Regions from separate parts of the Mus musculus genome. Here region 2 is linked to region 1. Evidence: chromatin loops called from intact Hi-C (ENCODE). Cell type or tissue: heart. All regions are shown on one strand. Links, peaks and the distances in the headings refer to the core of each region. The heading gives the core; the rest is flanking DNA. Region 1 overlaps Nek7 (NIMA (never in mitosis gene a)-related expressed kinase 7). Region 2 has its middle 74 kb from the start of Atp6v1g3.

Region 1 (7,484 bases), core at 1,314-6,313:
CATTAATATTTATACTACAATAAAACAGTGTGGGAGCTTAAACTCATTATTGTCTCCCTGGATCAATCCAAGGAGAATTTAAAGACAAAATGAAAAAAAAAATTTTTTTTTTCTGAGAAAGTTATGCAAAGGATTCACATGGGATTTTGCTGGTTTCAATATGGCTTCTCTATCTCAAATAACTGAACATAATAATATTTTAGGTTAAATATTAGGTAAGATTCATGAAAAGTATACATAAACACAACATGCTCAGCCCGCTTCTATAAACACAGCCCTGAGGACACAGTCCTGGCTCCTGACACACAGGATCAAACTGCTGATGTTGTGCCTAGTCACTGTGCAGGGAGGAGAGAGACTGTCACAAGCCAGAAGATGTGCTAGCCTAAGAACAGGGCCTTAGCACTGATGCCAAACGACCCTAATTCCTGCTCTTACAAAGACTTTTAAGGATCGTTAGGATACTTGTTGGTTTTATTTCAACGTACATTTTCTTTCTACTCTTTTGTGGCTATATTTTTAAAATGCTAACAATATTTTTAAGAAAACAAAATCATGTATATTACACTTCGTAGAGTAAAAACATTTAAGTGACTTTCAAAGTAAATACCTTTACTTTCAAATGTCTCACTATTAAGTCACCATTATTAGTTTACAGCTCTCTTCGGTAGACAGCAAATCAAGGTTTGCACTTGGTGTTCATGAATCTTATTTACCAAAGGCAACCTGCAATAACAATATACCACTGCTCGTGGAGAAAGGGTATTTCTAGTTGTTCTATAACTTAAACAAACCAAACTAGGTATTTGGTATAAATCTTAAAGAGATAATTCACAGTACTATAAAGGGGACTTCAATCAGAAACACTATTAAGAGGCACACCGATCATCAAAGCACCATCCTTGGAAGCATTAGTCAGCAACAGAATAAAGTTATGTTCTAAGATCTGTGTGGCACCTCAACTGTGCTGAGCGTGGACGCATCAGTATTACCCAGAACGGAATCCATTTTCAGTAAATAGATAGTCCTTACCAGTATGGACCTAAGAGTCACGAGTCAATCACATACAGAAGAGAACAAGTGAATCTGACGAAGCAAGAAGATCAAACTTTAAAGGAAATCCGAACTTCTCTGAGAGACAAATAAGGGGGAAACCTTAGGAACTCCAAGAAATCAGTTAATTGTAGCTTACACCTTGAAGGCAAGTTTGCATATTTCAGTAGTATCAGAGGAAGGAGTTGTTCAGGGTGTGTGTGTGTGGGGGGGGGAGGTAACGTAGCTTCAAAGTGTCATTATTGTGGGAAATCAACACAAGCCTGTAACGTCCACAGCTCAGACCACCTCCTCATAGTTTGCATAAGCAACTCCAATTACTGGCTAGATGTATACGCTTCCTCTGCTGAAGGAAGGCTGGTGGGTGTAGTTGCAATAATGAGATAGCTCCTCACAGGCTTCTGGATACAGGACATAAAGGGGAGGGCTGGCAGGGAGGGACGCAGAGAGAGGCTTCCTGGAAACCACAGGGGGTGGCTGGAAACACCAAGCTTGAAGGTTCAGAGTTTACAGAAAGCAAAGGTAATTTTAACCAGGAGCTCTGGGAAGCCTGCTGATACGTTAGGGGTTTGATATAAGTGTGAAAGATTGATGACAGGGAAGAGGATGAACAAATGCTAACACTTTACAGAGATTAGCCTCAGCCCAGCATAACACCTTCACCGAAACAGCAGCCCAGCTCACCGACAGCACCCCGCAAGTGAAGGACGCACAGAGAAAGAATGACGAGGAGCTCCAAACCACACTTTAAATGACGATTTAGTGGAGAGGAACATCCTCGGTAGCGCTGCTGCTGAGGGTCAGCGTGAAGTTACAGACCCTGCACTATGGTTTTAAATGCTGGTTCTCCATCTAAACAATGAGCACCTTCCAACTGTTCCTGCATGTTTTATCGCAAAGGCTTCCTGAGAATATATTACAGCACAGACCCAAGCATGCTACCCACCTCCTTCCACAGCACACTTCCAACAGTCAGCAGAGAAGTTTGCATTCCACACTACTGGCAAATGGGCAGATGTATAGTCCCTGGTGACCAGAGGCCTGAGAGGGAGCCTCCGGATGGAGTCTCTCTCCAACATGTTCCCTAATGTGCCCCTCAGCTCTGGATCCACCTGGACTGCAGGCTGAGCTGAGCAAAGATGCCCTGCTCCATCACATCACAGACATCCTTATCCTCTCTTTCAAACAGACAGAACTACGCTTTTAAAGGGCTTACGAACATTTGCAGTGCATTTAAATGTACTGCTGTGCTTTCAATATTTCAACTTAGTGGAGACATAATTATTTCCTAAAATCTTTTCTATAAACTCCATAGCAGCTGTTTTTTTTTGGTTTTGTTTTGTTGTTGGTTTTTTTTTTTTTTTTTTTGACTGTTGCCTGAAGAATTTGTGACTTTTTAAACATCTGTACAAAGAAAGAGAATCATGGAGTGAGAGGACCAGATACTAAAGCAATCAGGCAGACTGTGACATATGGAGGCACCCAAGGCAGCGTGATGCACAACTCTACTTATCTTCCAAGAATGTATGGTTATGGGCAAGATGAGAATGCATTCTGCAAGAGGAGATGCTTATGCCTTTTCAGCCTCCTGACATGAGTAACAGACGTAGGTAGGGGAGGGATGGTTTTTGTTTTTTGTTTTTCAAATGAAAAGGCTCGGCTTCAGAAGAAAACTGCCAACAACTGAAAATGTTATCTGACCTTTCTTTAATCTACACTAATAGTGTACCATGACAATCTTTCAACTGTAAAAATGAAACCCTTTCCTGACACAAGCTGACCTAGCTGTATGAGAAGTGTCGTACATGGTACATACTTCATAAAAAGTAAATACTCCTTAAAATTTACTCTGAATAAAGTGACTAGGTTTTTTAGAAGTTTCACAATAAGCTCAAGGATGTCAACGGATCCTGCTGTCAAGGTGCTATCCTGGAAGCTGTAACTAACGTGGGGACATTTCTTTAGCATGAACCATAATGCAGAATGTTTTCAATAGGTTAGTTAGCTAAAAAACTTAGCACTTTAATCTCCGCAGACTTGGACAAAGAGAAAACCTAGCATAAGGAAATTTACTTTATTATACGATCGGATGCTGGATTCTGTCTTTGTGCTTTTAATCAAGGAAGCAACAAAGAACTGGTCAAAAGCTGGGGATGTGTTTCATCCTTTGCCTCTAGCTATACTCTCTTCTTTTCACTCATCTAGTGTATGTGTATGTGTGAGTGTGTGTGTGTGAGTGTGTGTGAGTGTGTGTGTATGTGTGTGTACATATACACACATCACAGTGCACATGTGGAAATCAGAGGACAACTTGAAGGAACTCATTCTTTTCTTCCACCATGTTGAGTCTTGGGACTGAAGTCGGCCAGCCAGGCATGGCTGCAAGCACGCTTACCCACTGAGATCTTTGGCTTGGTCCTCCTTGGCCTACTTTTATTCATTTTCCTTAACTATGAGAACGGATAGCTTGTAAAATGAGCTATCTCTAAGATGTGGGTTAAAAACTCTTTAAAAATCCATATGGAAATTAGACGATAAAAAAACGATATGGTGCTTTTTAAGAGCTGTTCTCTAGGTCAGCCAAATGAGACTGTTCTAAGAGCAATAAGCCCATTCAGCCCAGCAAGGCTGCTTCTTTATTCTCAGAGTCAGAGTGAACTGCAGAAGAGAATGCCTTGAACAGTCCTTGCTGGGAAAGCTAAAAGACACAAGTCAACTTAACCATAGTTTGATTTAAATACATAAATGAGAGACAAAGCACTCATTTCCTTTTTTAATTTCCTCCTTTGTACTTATGAGTCAGCCAGAAATGCTGCTGGCAGACAGAATGGAAAGAGACCAAATTTATTTCATTATTACGAGTATAATCTGAGGTCAACTTGGGATATCTGGATCAGTATTTCTTCTGTAAAAGACATTCAGAAAATAAAATCTGTATTCTGCCAGGCATTCTTGATGACACTTTGGACACCACGGAAGGAAGACCCAGTGGATTTCACTGCTTCTCTGTTCTGGACACTGCACTGTGTGTCCAGTATCCAAAGTCACTGTGTGTGTCATCTGACTGGCTTAGCAAATGTTCAGGTGCTGCCTGTGGCACACACTGTTCTAGGTCTGAGAGATGGGAATTAAACAGAGCAGATCCTTAAAGCTCTGGGTCCACAGTAGAGCCACGCAGGGCTTGTTTCAAGGAGCTGTCTGAGATGCCGTACTTCAATCAGTAAAGAGGTCTGCCTGGTCAGGCAAGTTGCCAAGGATAGAAGACTCACCCTGGCAGCCTGGAATTCAAGTCCATTTAGCAGACAGTTACCTCATTAAACTGATGACTGTGAACCGTAACTAAAAATGTTTATACCTCCCCAAACCACAAAAGAAGAGAAACGGGCAGAAAAAGCTGGAAATGCAGAGGGCTGCACATGCAAATTGTACTATGCTACAGTACTGTGGTTGTTTTAACTAAACACTTGTTATGGTGGCTGAGAGGTTAAATGTGCAGAGCTTCAAACAGATAATAGCTTCTTCAAGGAGCAATTACTTAAGTCGAGAAAGGACTGGAAGTTAAAAATAAACCAGTGGAGGTGGCCTCGAGGACTGGCAGAACATATGCTGCCTCTACACCCGACACCGCCCCGCACAATTCGAGGGCACAGCAAAGACGGACTCATGGAGAGGAGCCAGGAAAGGTGTGGGGACAACAAGTGCGTGGCCACAGGTGGCACCTGGCACCAGACAGGAACCTGTGGTAATGCCTTCTTCAGAGACACTCATTTTCTGAGCTGAAATCAGAGGATGCCTCACGCTTGGAAACAGTGTGGGAAACACGAATGGTAAACTCCAGAGACTCCAGTGTGAAATTCCCGAACGCTAAGCATGCATTTACTCTGCCCATAGCATCACAGAACCAGAGAGATGCCCGTCTCCCTTTGAAAGATAAACACCACTTCAGGCTGTCCTATGACACAACAGCAACACAGTTTCTCCCAGGGGGGTTCAAGTTTTTGTCTGGCATAGACACCAATATTGGTGCAGTCAAGTTAGATTTAAAAATCCATCTCATTTTAGAATACAGAACAAATGCATGCACCAACTACGAAAGTGCACGCAGAAAACTCCTCTCCATCATTCCTCTCCTGGGGTCATTATGAAGGCACACACGCCCCATGCAAACGTCAGTGCACCCTGCTGCTCTGTGTTCTCGCCGCAGCAGTTATGTATTAGTAAGTACACTTCCTCAAGCAGCAGATAACCACCTCAATGACATACCGGAGCATGCAATGTGGTGAGATCTGTATCTTGGATTGATTTTCCAAATTGGGCTTTTCTCCTGTTGCTTTTTTCCCCCCTCTCTTTTCCTCTATCCCAGAGCATGAAAGGGTAAGACCCTGAGAAACATATCTGCCGATGAAGTGAGAAGGCCCCGTGGCCTGAATATCAACTTCTTGGAATAACTATTTACATATCACAAACCTGTGTCACTACCCCCCCTGTCCTCCCCCCAAAAGAAAAGAAAAGAAAAAAAAGAAAGAAAATCACTCCTTTTCAATAATTAAGATAATACTATTAAACCATTCTTTCACCAAAAGCACAATGGATGGATGGACAGAACGACGGTGTGTGCTCCTTCTACTGCTGTTACATTTGTTTGCATTATGCACCAGGCAAAGGGTACATTGCAGATGTAAAGTCACACATTATAATACAGATTACCCTAGATAACCCCCCCCCCCAAAAGGCACCAGAGAACAGGAGAGATGCCAAGTGTGAGAGAGGCTCATATCATGGCCAAGGAATAGAATCTGTTTCTAGAAGGTGGGAATGGCCTTTAACCAACAGGCAGTTAAGAAATGGGGACCACAGATGTAACCAAAAAGCTGAGTCCTGCCAGGAACCCTAAGTAGACACAAAACAGATGGTGACCTACAGCTCGCAGGAGCCTTGCAGGGGACGTAAAGGTATCTCACCGAGATGAGCCTGGGCATGGGATCTATGAAACTGCAATATAATCCAGTTCTACTGTGTGATCCCACTACGTTTGTGGTGGTCTCTGAAGGCAGCAACAGGAAAGGTACTAGTGTGGTAAAGATTCCTGCTTTCTGTGGCAGAGTGAGAACTTAATTCTCTTAATTCATAGTGTGCCGAGGACACACTATGAGATCCACAGGACACACTGAGGGGCACAGCAAATCATACAGGGCTTAAACATGTGTGATGTCTGAGAGCTCAACCCATCATTCTGTGAAGGTTTCCTTGGTTTGGTTTGGTTTGGTTTGGTTTGGTTTTGGTTTGGTTTGGTTTGGTTTGGTTTGGTTTGGGTTGGGTTGGGTTGGGTTGGGTTTGGTTTGGTTTGGTTTGGTTTGGTTTTGGTGCGGAGAATGGGAGGTAGGAGAGTAGGGGAGGCTAATGTGCTCACTTTCGGATGAATAACACATGTTATAGAAAAACTATGATTTTTCCCTAACTTGTGTGAGCTTCTGCTTGGCCATCCCTGACATGAATCTAAGTAATTATCCATATTTCCCAAGTGGGCGAACTGAAGGGAGGCTGAAAACAGTTAACAGATCATGTGACGTTTAGTCCAGACTTTTTAAAGCTTGATGAGTAAAAATGTTTATATTAACTGTGTAGATTGCTCAACCATAGTGATTAGCATAAGGGATAACGGAAGATGCACTGATCCAGAGAGCCGTCTCCGGGGTCAGTTATTCAGGGGAGCCACCAGCAAACTTCTATGCTCAGGGTATCCTAGTTTAGAAAGATGAACACTCCTTAAGGCCACACATGACTCCCACTTCATTTACAACTACTCCCATTAAAAAAAAATTCATTATGGGTTGTCTGGAATAGCTACAGCGATGACACAAAAATAAATCCTGCACAAATATAAGATGAAACGAGGCATTTTTCCTTTATCTCTGAGCATTATTGCTGGGCTCTTCGTCATCATGCAATCCCCAAACCAAATGCTGAACTGAAGACAATACAGAATCAGGGCTGCTCTGTGTGTGTGTGTGTGTGTGTGTGTGTGTGTGTGTGTGTGTGTGTGTGTGTGTTGGGGGAGTAGTACCCCAAAGACCAAGTGCAGGCTTCAAAGTACTCTGGGGTGACAAGAGATATAATATGTTTTAATGCAAAACTATATTTTATTCTTCTACATAAATTCACCCACATTAACACTTTTAGTTCAGCTCACCCTTTGATACAAAACCTGTCCAGAGCCTCAGCTCCTGGCTTTGTTTTAATTTTTCCTAATTCTCAAAGGGGCATGGGCAACCAGGAGTGAGAGAAAGCAAACTATGTTCCATAGCAGACTAGGTTAGGTAATTCCAGGTCGAACAGTCAGAAAACCATAAAATGTGCAAGAAAAATGTCACCAAGTGCTGTTATAATGGGAAAGTAAGTCCCTGTGAGAATTAAGTCCAAACAAGGAAACC
Region 2 (7,484 bases), core at 1,379-6,378, 160 kb before region 1:
ACAGCAAGCACATGTTATCTTGTACACAATCTAGGATCCCAGCCACTTCGTAGTCCTACCTCTATGAACCAGATCTTCTCATCTCAAGGAATGCAATCAAGATAACTCTCCACAGGTATGCCCAGCGGGCCATCTCCCAGATGATTCTAGATGTAACCCCCTTCCATATCCTGCACAATTTACACCATTTTAGAGAAATCTTCTGTTAGCACCAGGAAAGTATCAAGACCCAGACTTAGTAGATAAAATTACTCAAGTCTGATGGGAATTACCAACTCTCTGAGGACTTGTGAAAAATCAATTTTGAGTTGTATGGATTTACATGCGAACCAGGCAACTGTAGTTAGAAACTGAACTAAAATAGTGTTCTAAAGAGAACATAGCTATAAGAAAAAAAGCACTTGGGTTTAAGGAGTAGTCCTTTCATTCATATCTTTATTACCCCAAGAAGTCTATTTTATTACATCCAGAGACACTTTTCTTTTCTGTAAGGACATGCAGATAATGTCACAAGTATGAGTTTATTGTAAGCATGACATAAAACAATTGTGTGCCTGGGCTATGGCAGCAACTCAGTGGCCCTGGAATGCGGTTTTGTCTGTCTCTCTTATTCTCATGTTAGGCTTCACACGTTTGTTGCTTAAGAGTGTTCTAACCCCTTCCCCACCAGAGAAAGGCACTAGTCTACCACACCGTGGCTAGATAAGTTATGGTAACAGCGGTTTCCAGTCTTTCTATTAAAAGAGATTTGTCAAAGTCACCATACCCAGTTTAACTTGGGCACTGATTCACTGCCAGCATGAACAAGAGAAAGAAAAGAAAGAAACAAGGAAGGAGAGGGGGAAGGGAGGGAGAAACAAAGGAAGAAACGAAGGAAGGAAGGGAAGGGAAAATCATCTGATGGGATGGTTTAACCTTTCAAATATCTGAGCATTCTCTGGAGAAGTCAAGTGGTCTAAGAATATGCTTGTTCATTCATTCATTCATTCATTCACTCAACAAACATACTAAAGGTCCCAAGCACATATGAAGGACAGCAAGCACATAGGAAAGGTACCAAGCACTGTTGTCCGTACAGACCCTGCAATGGAACAAAGAAAAGATAAATTACTCCAATCCAGTGGATCTTACTCTGTTCACTCTCTTACCTAGAACCAAATCACATTTATCTATCCCCTGAAATGATAAGCTTGGGTTGAGAGCCCTGTGATTCCCTGCATGGCTTGGAGCTTCGACTGCTTCTCTAACGCCTTGGTTTCCAAGCCTGAGTGCCTGTGATAGTTGTTGGACACAGTACTGCCTGAGGATACTACCTTACTTTGAGTCTCTCGGCATAGTTAACTACCCCCAACAGGCATGAGTAGAAAGGCTGAGTTATGGGTATATCTTTTATGACTCTCAGCTAATCATAGCCATCAAACTTCTTCAAGTCACAGGCGACCAGCTAATGAGACCCCATTCAAAACAGCAAAGCCCACCTGGAATCAGTTAAGCTGTTTGGGGACCCACTTCCTGTTTCCTGAGCATCAACATCCCCTGATTATGAGCACAGCCCTCAATCACAGGATCCCAGTGTGCAGACTGTTCTTGGCTCCAATAAAGTCTGCTAGAGTTCAATGTGGCTAATATTTTAATTCTCATATGTTAAGGTCCTAGCATGTCCAAGCCGCAATTCCGTGACAATATTAAACGGGCTGTCCTATCATGTCAACTAGACTATCCCTTGTCGACTTCAGATTTGTCACTTGAATATTTAAAAACCAGACTAAGAGGAGATGAAAACTTTAGAACAGGTCCACACCAGCTTTGTTTCTCTAACTCAGTGATGGGTTAAGGTTTTCTAGCTCACGGATGGGATCTGAACACCAAGCTGGTAGGTATGAGGGACATTGCAATGGCACAGATTTCTGTTCCTGTACTCCAAAAATAACCAAGCATTCCTGCAAGGTCAACTATCAGATCCGAATCCTACCCCGATTCAAATGAAATCTATTTTCTCCCAAGCATCCGCCTAACATCACTCTGGCTATCCACATTGATGTCCTAATGCGTCTATTTGTTTCAAATGATTCATCTTTATACAGTTCAGTGCATTCACTACGATAGGGAGCATTGTCAAGCAGGTGGCCGTGAGGCTCATTCTCTGAAGGCTAAAGAAAACCTTTTTTTTTTTTTTTTTTTTTTTTTTTGTTATTCATACTCCGGTATCCAGGTTACATCTTGATAATTACTTTAAAAACTAAGAGTAAAAAATGGCAGATGGAATGTTGTTGCTTTTCTTTCTCCTCCTCTTCTCCCTTTATGTCTTCACATTGTCAGGATGGCTCCATCCATTTAGATGGCAAGGCGGGCTCTGAATGAAGGCAGACCTGCACTTCCTCAGTCATCTCTCCAGTTCAATTACAGAGCTTTAGCGGGGCTAATTAGCATTCTTCAGAGCGGGAGCTCTTTGAGTGACAGGTAACCATGGAGAGTCACACTCTGGGTGATCAGCAAGAATCTAGCATTTCTTTTTAATTAAAAATTAGAAAAGCCTTGAAGAAAAAGCTGAGCGTTTACTGCCGTGTGCCGCTGCTGGTCCACGGTCGCTGCTGGGTAGAGGATAGCAATGGTGTCAGAGGGAAGTGGGGACCGTTTCAAAGGGAATCCAGGAGGATACCACAATAGTCTGAAACGGGGAAAAAATGTTTATCCTTCACTCTGACAACGGACACCGGAAAGAAAGCATGGAAAGACAAAAGATCGGGAGTTCTCCTCATATTACTCTGCTATCCCCTTCAGAGTTTGAAAAATAACGTTGTACTCAATAACAATATTTTTTTTCTGCCCGTCAAATGTTAGATTTAGCGCTTTGGCATAGCATTTGCAGTTATATAAATGATCCATGTTTAGTAACCACTGATTGGATGGGGATGGGAAATGTAATAGCCAACTACAAATATTAACAATTGTTTCAGTCCTGAGAATATGCAAAGGCCCTTTAGTGTGCAAGCACCTCGCCTGCTCCGACCGAGCACTTGAGACAGCAGAGAGTCTTTCCAGTGGAGTGACTACCAGGTCCGAGAGGTGAGTGAGGAACGGTCAGCTTAGCTCAGTAGCCCACGTGTGGGGAAAAAGTAAAGAGAAATCCTGGAACATGTTTAAAGCACTCCATAATCCCCCTACTCAAAAGCACGTAAGTGAACAATCTGGATGATCAGAGTTCGTTTTTATTTTTTCCCAAACTGAAAAGAAAAGGTTATATTTTCTTTCTGCTCATATCCATCTTATTATTTTTAAATTTAATTTCAACCTGCCTCTCCCTTTCCTGTTTTTACCCAAAAGTAGAATTGTAAAAAAACATTCTGTGGTGTTATTTCTGGCCAGTATCAAGCCAGGAAGCTCTTGCAATCTTGAGGGAGTGCCTGATCCTGAGAGCTTGCCAGCCTTCCTCCAGCTAGGTGGAAGAAAACAAAGACACTCGATACTCTATGACTTCTTCCTCAGCGCTTGTGGATGCTCGCTTACTTTGGGAAGATTCACAGCAATAGCGAATGATGAGAATAAGTTGCATTAATTCACAGGCACATGCGTCCTGGTTCCCCTTCTGAAAACTAGTGGGTTGGTTTTTTTTAAGGTAAAAGTTGAATGAAGAAACAGATGTTAACTCCAAAAGTCTTTCTCCTGCAATATGTAGCAATGGGCATTCCCCATCAAACTGCTCATGGAACACTCCTTATAGCCATGCTCTTTAAAATAACCCCTCAACTTTTGAGATTTACACAAAACTAAATTTTACTCCATAGCAGTATTCTCCTCTCAAAATTCAAAAATCTAACCTCAATAAATTTAGCTTATGATTTGCTTTTGATGTAAAAGCAAGTGGGAAAATTTTAAAAACTTAAGTTCCATAAATTTCAAACATAATTTTTTTTCAGAAATTATTTTATAGCTAATAGAATTCTACTGGAGGAGGAAGGGCCATTCTCACACAGGAGCATCAGTCTCCAGTCTGAGCAACTTCACTCTGCAGGGTATTCTGTTTCACCAGTTATGTAGCTGTGTCCAGCTGTCATCCATGGTATTGACTACTTCTGTGGTTGTGATCTATTGTGGGTATATAAATATATAACATATGCATTGCTTTTTTTCTTCCTGATAGTGAATGAAATCGTTAGATTTTTTCCTGAATAAGCAGAAAACACTATACATTTTTAAACAAATCCATTAAAATAATCAGTGTCCTCCCTCCATACTGAGTGCATTTGGCATCTTGAACTACATGGCCATTTCTAGCTAATGTTAAAAGAAATATATTGAATTATTGGAAACTTAGAACTGTTTTCACCCAAATTCAATTCTGAGCATCTACAGATTGGTCAATTTGAACCCTTATGCCTATGGGTTTTTTTTTCTTTCTTCTAGTGTGTATGGACACCATTGAAATAAAAGAGAAAACTTGCAAGAATGAGCCACTTTACAACATTTCATATTTAATTAGAGAAGACGAGCCAGGAGGGCTGCTGACACGGTGCCAGAGAATATTTCTAATTGCTTTACATCTTCCTACTTCGTGATGATGTCTCCTCTAGTGGGAGAAAAAAAATAAATCAGTTAATAATTACAGGTACTACCATTTTTTTTTTCAGAAACAGTCAACACCCCTCAGTCAGCTAGCTCGGACCTCAGTGTGGTGAGCTGTGCTTAGTCTCCTGGATACTATTGTTTAGATTTTCCTCATTGATTCCCAACACTTACATAAAGTCAAACACATCAGGCCTCCTGCTGATGGAGGTTAATCTGCTCACTGTACAGATGAAGGACAGGTCACAGCGAGGCTTCTGGCCCTTACTCACTAGCTTCTCCATGAGAAGTAGAACTCAGCTCCCCCATGAACACGCTTTGCTTTTGGGTTCCTGCCATTCCCTGGGGCTGTTCGTTAGATTCCACACAGACTTCTCATGACATGACTCACACTTGACTCACAGAGTCTACAAAGAGCACAAAAGCCAGCTGACCACATCCTGCCACGCACACCCCTTTAACAGTCCCAAGCCCTCTCTTTCTAAGTCACTGCCCTGGGAAGACGGTATTATACCCAATCTGATAGGTACTTACTTCCTTGTGCTATTGCTCTGACGGTCTCAGGGCATTTTGCAAACACTCTGCATTCACCTTTACCTCACCGGAAGAAAATCCTCTTTGTGCAGGGAAAAATACATTGGTCTTAGGTAGCTTCTACTTTCTGGTTTGTCCCTAGTCTGTCTGATATGTGTTTATGTATGCTGCCTAATGTCTAAGTGTTTGGCTCATGTCTCTCACTGGAGCGGGGGAGGGGGGGTATAAGAGATACTTTACAGAAATCTTTAGCAAAGTTTTATAAGCAAAAATATCACAGAGTTCAACTGAGCCATGTGACAGACAATACTGCCAACATACCGTGTATCAAACAATATCTCTATGCTGTTTCCAACATTTATGGCAAGTATTTGTAGCATAAGGTCTCTTTTGACATATTTGCTGTTTTCAACAAATGATTATCATAACACAAACACACACACACACACTGTTCTCTGGGTCAGGGGCATGGAACAGTACATAATTTAAGATTACAGCTATGCACTAGTGTAGGTTGTAAAAGGTGATTATATTGGAAATCCAAAGCAAATAAAGTTGGGTGTTCTTTTGTTCTCTTAAATCAAGTTAAGCAAGCAGGCCAAGTACACAGTAGGATGGCAGTCATAGTATTATATGACCTCAAGGTGTATTGTTAACTCAGGGGACAGGGGCTTACTGGCCTCAACCGTACACAACACACAACTAAGGAATTCTGTGAGAGAGTAAAAGAAATAGTCTCAGAGAAGAAAAATAGGTAAAGAAATAAACCAATTGATTATCTAATACCAAATGCCCGACCCTGAAAACATATGTATACAAGTAATATTATATAGGCTGAGTAGGTTGTATTCATTTATATACATGATATATAATATTCATTTCTATATGAATATTATATGTAAATGAATATATTCATATGTAATGCATAAATATGCCAACTCTTCATCATATGCAATGATTTTAACCAGTTGTTGCATAACCTCAGTGCCTATGAAATTACTGATTTTAACTTCCTAAACCCTCTCCTGCTGAACACATCACAAAGGCTGCCTGTTAGACTTACGTGTGCCCTCTACTCCTGCACTGTAGCAAATCTGAAAAATGGATTTTCCATTGAGTATTACTGCTCTGTTTTTTTTTTTAATTCAGCCACCAGTAGAGAGATTGAAACAAATGTATAGGCTCAAAAGATCAAATAGACTATGAAGCACAGAAACCCAAGACAATATGGGCAATGAGTAATAAAATTTGAGATGTAGAGACACCACTTGGGTAGATCAAATTTTGTAAGTTCAACCCAGAAACAACCACAAGAGACTCATCAGACTTGCTAAAGGTGAGGTGTCAGCTAGTGAACACCCTCAGATCTGTTACAGACTTTTATCCCACCTTACTCAGCTGAATAAATTCTAGCCCAGGTCATTTTCTTTACTCAAACCCTGGAGCGCCTTCAGATGGAAAAGTGACGTATACCGCTATACCACTCACAGTTTGCTTCTGCCTGCTGCTCTCCGGTAACTTGAAAGTGGTTCTATGCAATGGCCTGCTTCTCCTTATTCCCCGAAGCTTGAAAAGTTCTTTCAGCTAAATGAGCACCCTGAAAGCTACGTTTGCAGAGCACATCTGTCTGCATACTCTCAGCCATACAGTGCTCCCTGCCTCCACCCGCTAAGCAGGAAGTGTAGGAACTGGACTACGTTCTCCTGGAGGAGGCTCTTGTTAAGCGCACCATCACTCCTGCATCTGGGAACCTTAAAGTTTAGTATCACGTGCACACACGGGCACACACATATGTGTAATACATATTATGGATGAACATGTATATATAATACATAACATACACATGTATAAATGAAGAAAATGTGAGAAATACTATAAGTTTAGTATCACGTGCACACACGGGCACACACATGTGTAATACATATTATGGATGAACATGTATATATAATACATAACATACACATGTATAAACGAAGAAAATGTGAGAAATATTATAAGTTTAGTATCATGTGCACACATGGGCACACACATATGTGTAATACATATTATGGATGAACATGTATATATAATACATAGCATACACATGTATAAATAATGAAGAAAATGTGAGAAATACTATGTTTAGTATCACGGGCACACACATATGTGTAATAAATATTATGGATGAACATGTATATATAATACATAGCATACACATGTATAAATAATGAAGAAAATGTGAGAAATGCTATAAGGAGAATAGAGTGGACTTAGAGGAACTACATGTTTGGAAGAATATGTTTTCTCTGAATGAGATACAGGAGGAATAAAAAAAAATACACAGAGGGAAAAAAAAAGGTGGCAATTAAGTTGACTTATAAAATGAACATTGGATCCCATTACAGATG

What was found. Peaks named below come from ENCODE experiments on the same cell type or tissue, not always from the same donor. Only the 100,000 strongest peaks of a DNase experiment are listed, where the experiment ranks them.
Region 2: it touches region 1 in a loop (2.1-fold over the local background); 2 of 42 quality-filtered maps call a loop at or near these places.

The regions. Positions count from the first base shown.
Region 1 is chr1:138,502,970-138,510,453 of GRCm38, forward strand. All of the region lies in intron 7 of Nek7 (NIMA (never in mitosis gene a)-related expressed kinase 7), which reads right to left. Among named protein-coding and RNA genes, the nearest start is that of Nek7, 110 kb to the right of the region's middle. In heart, for the core only: no CTCF peak of the experiment used is centred there; a DNase peak (open chromatin) is centred at 4,162; H3K4me3 peaks cover 307 bases.
Region 2 is chr1:138,343,693-138,351,176 of GRCm38, forward strand. No RefSeq gene overlaps it. Among named protein-coding and RNA genes, the nearest start is that of Atp6v1g3, 74 kb to the left of the region's middle. In heart, for the core only: no CTCF peak of the experiment used is centred there; DNase peaks (open chromatin) are centred at 3,419 and 4,929.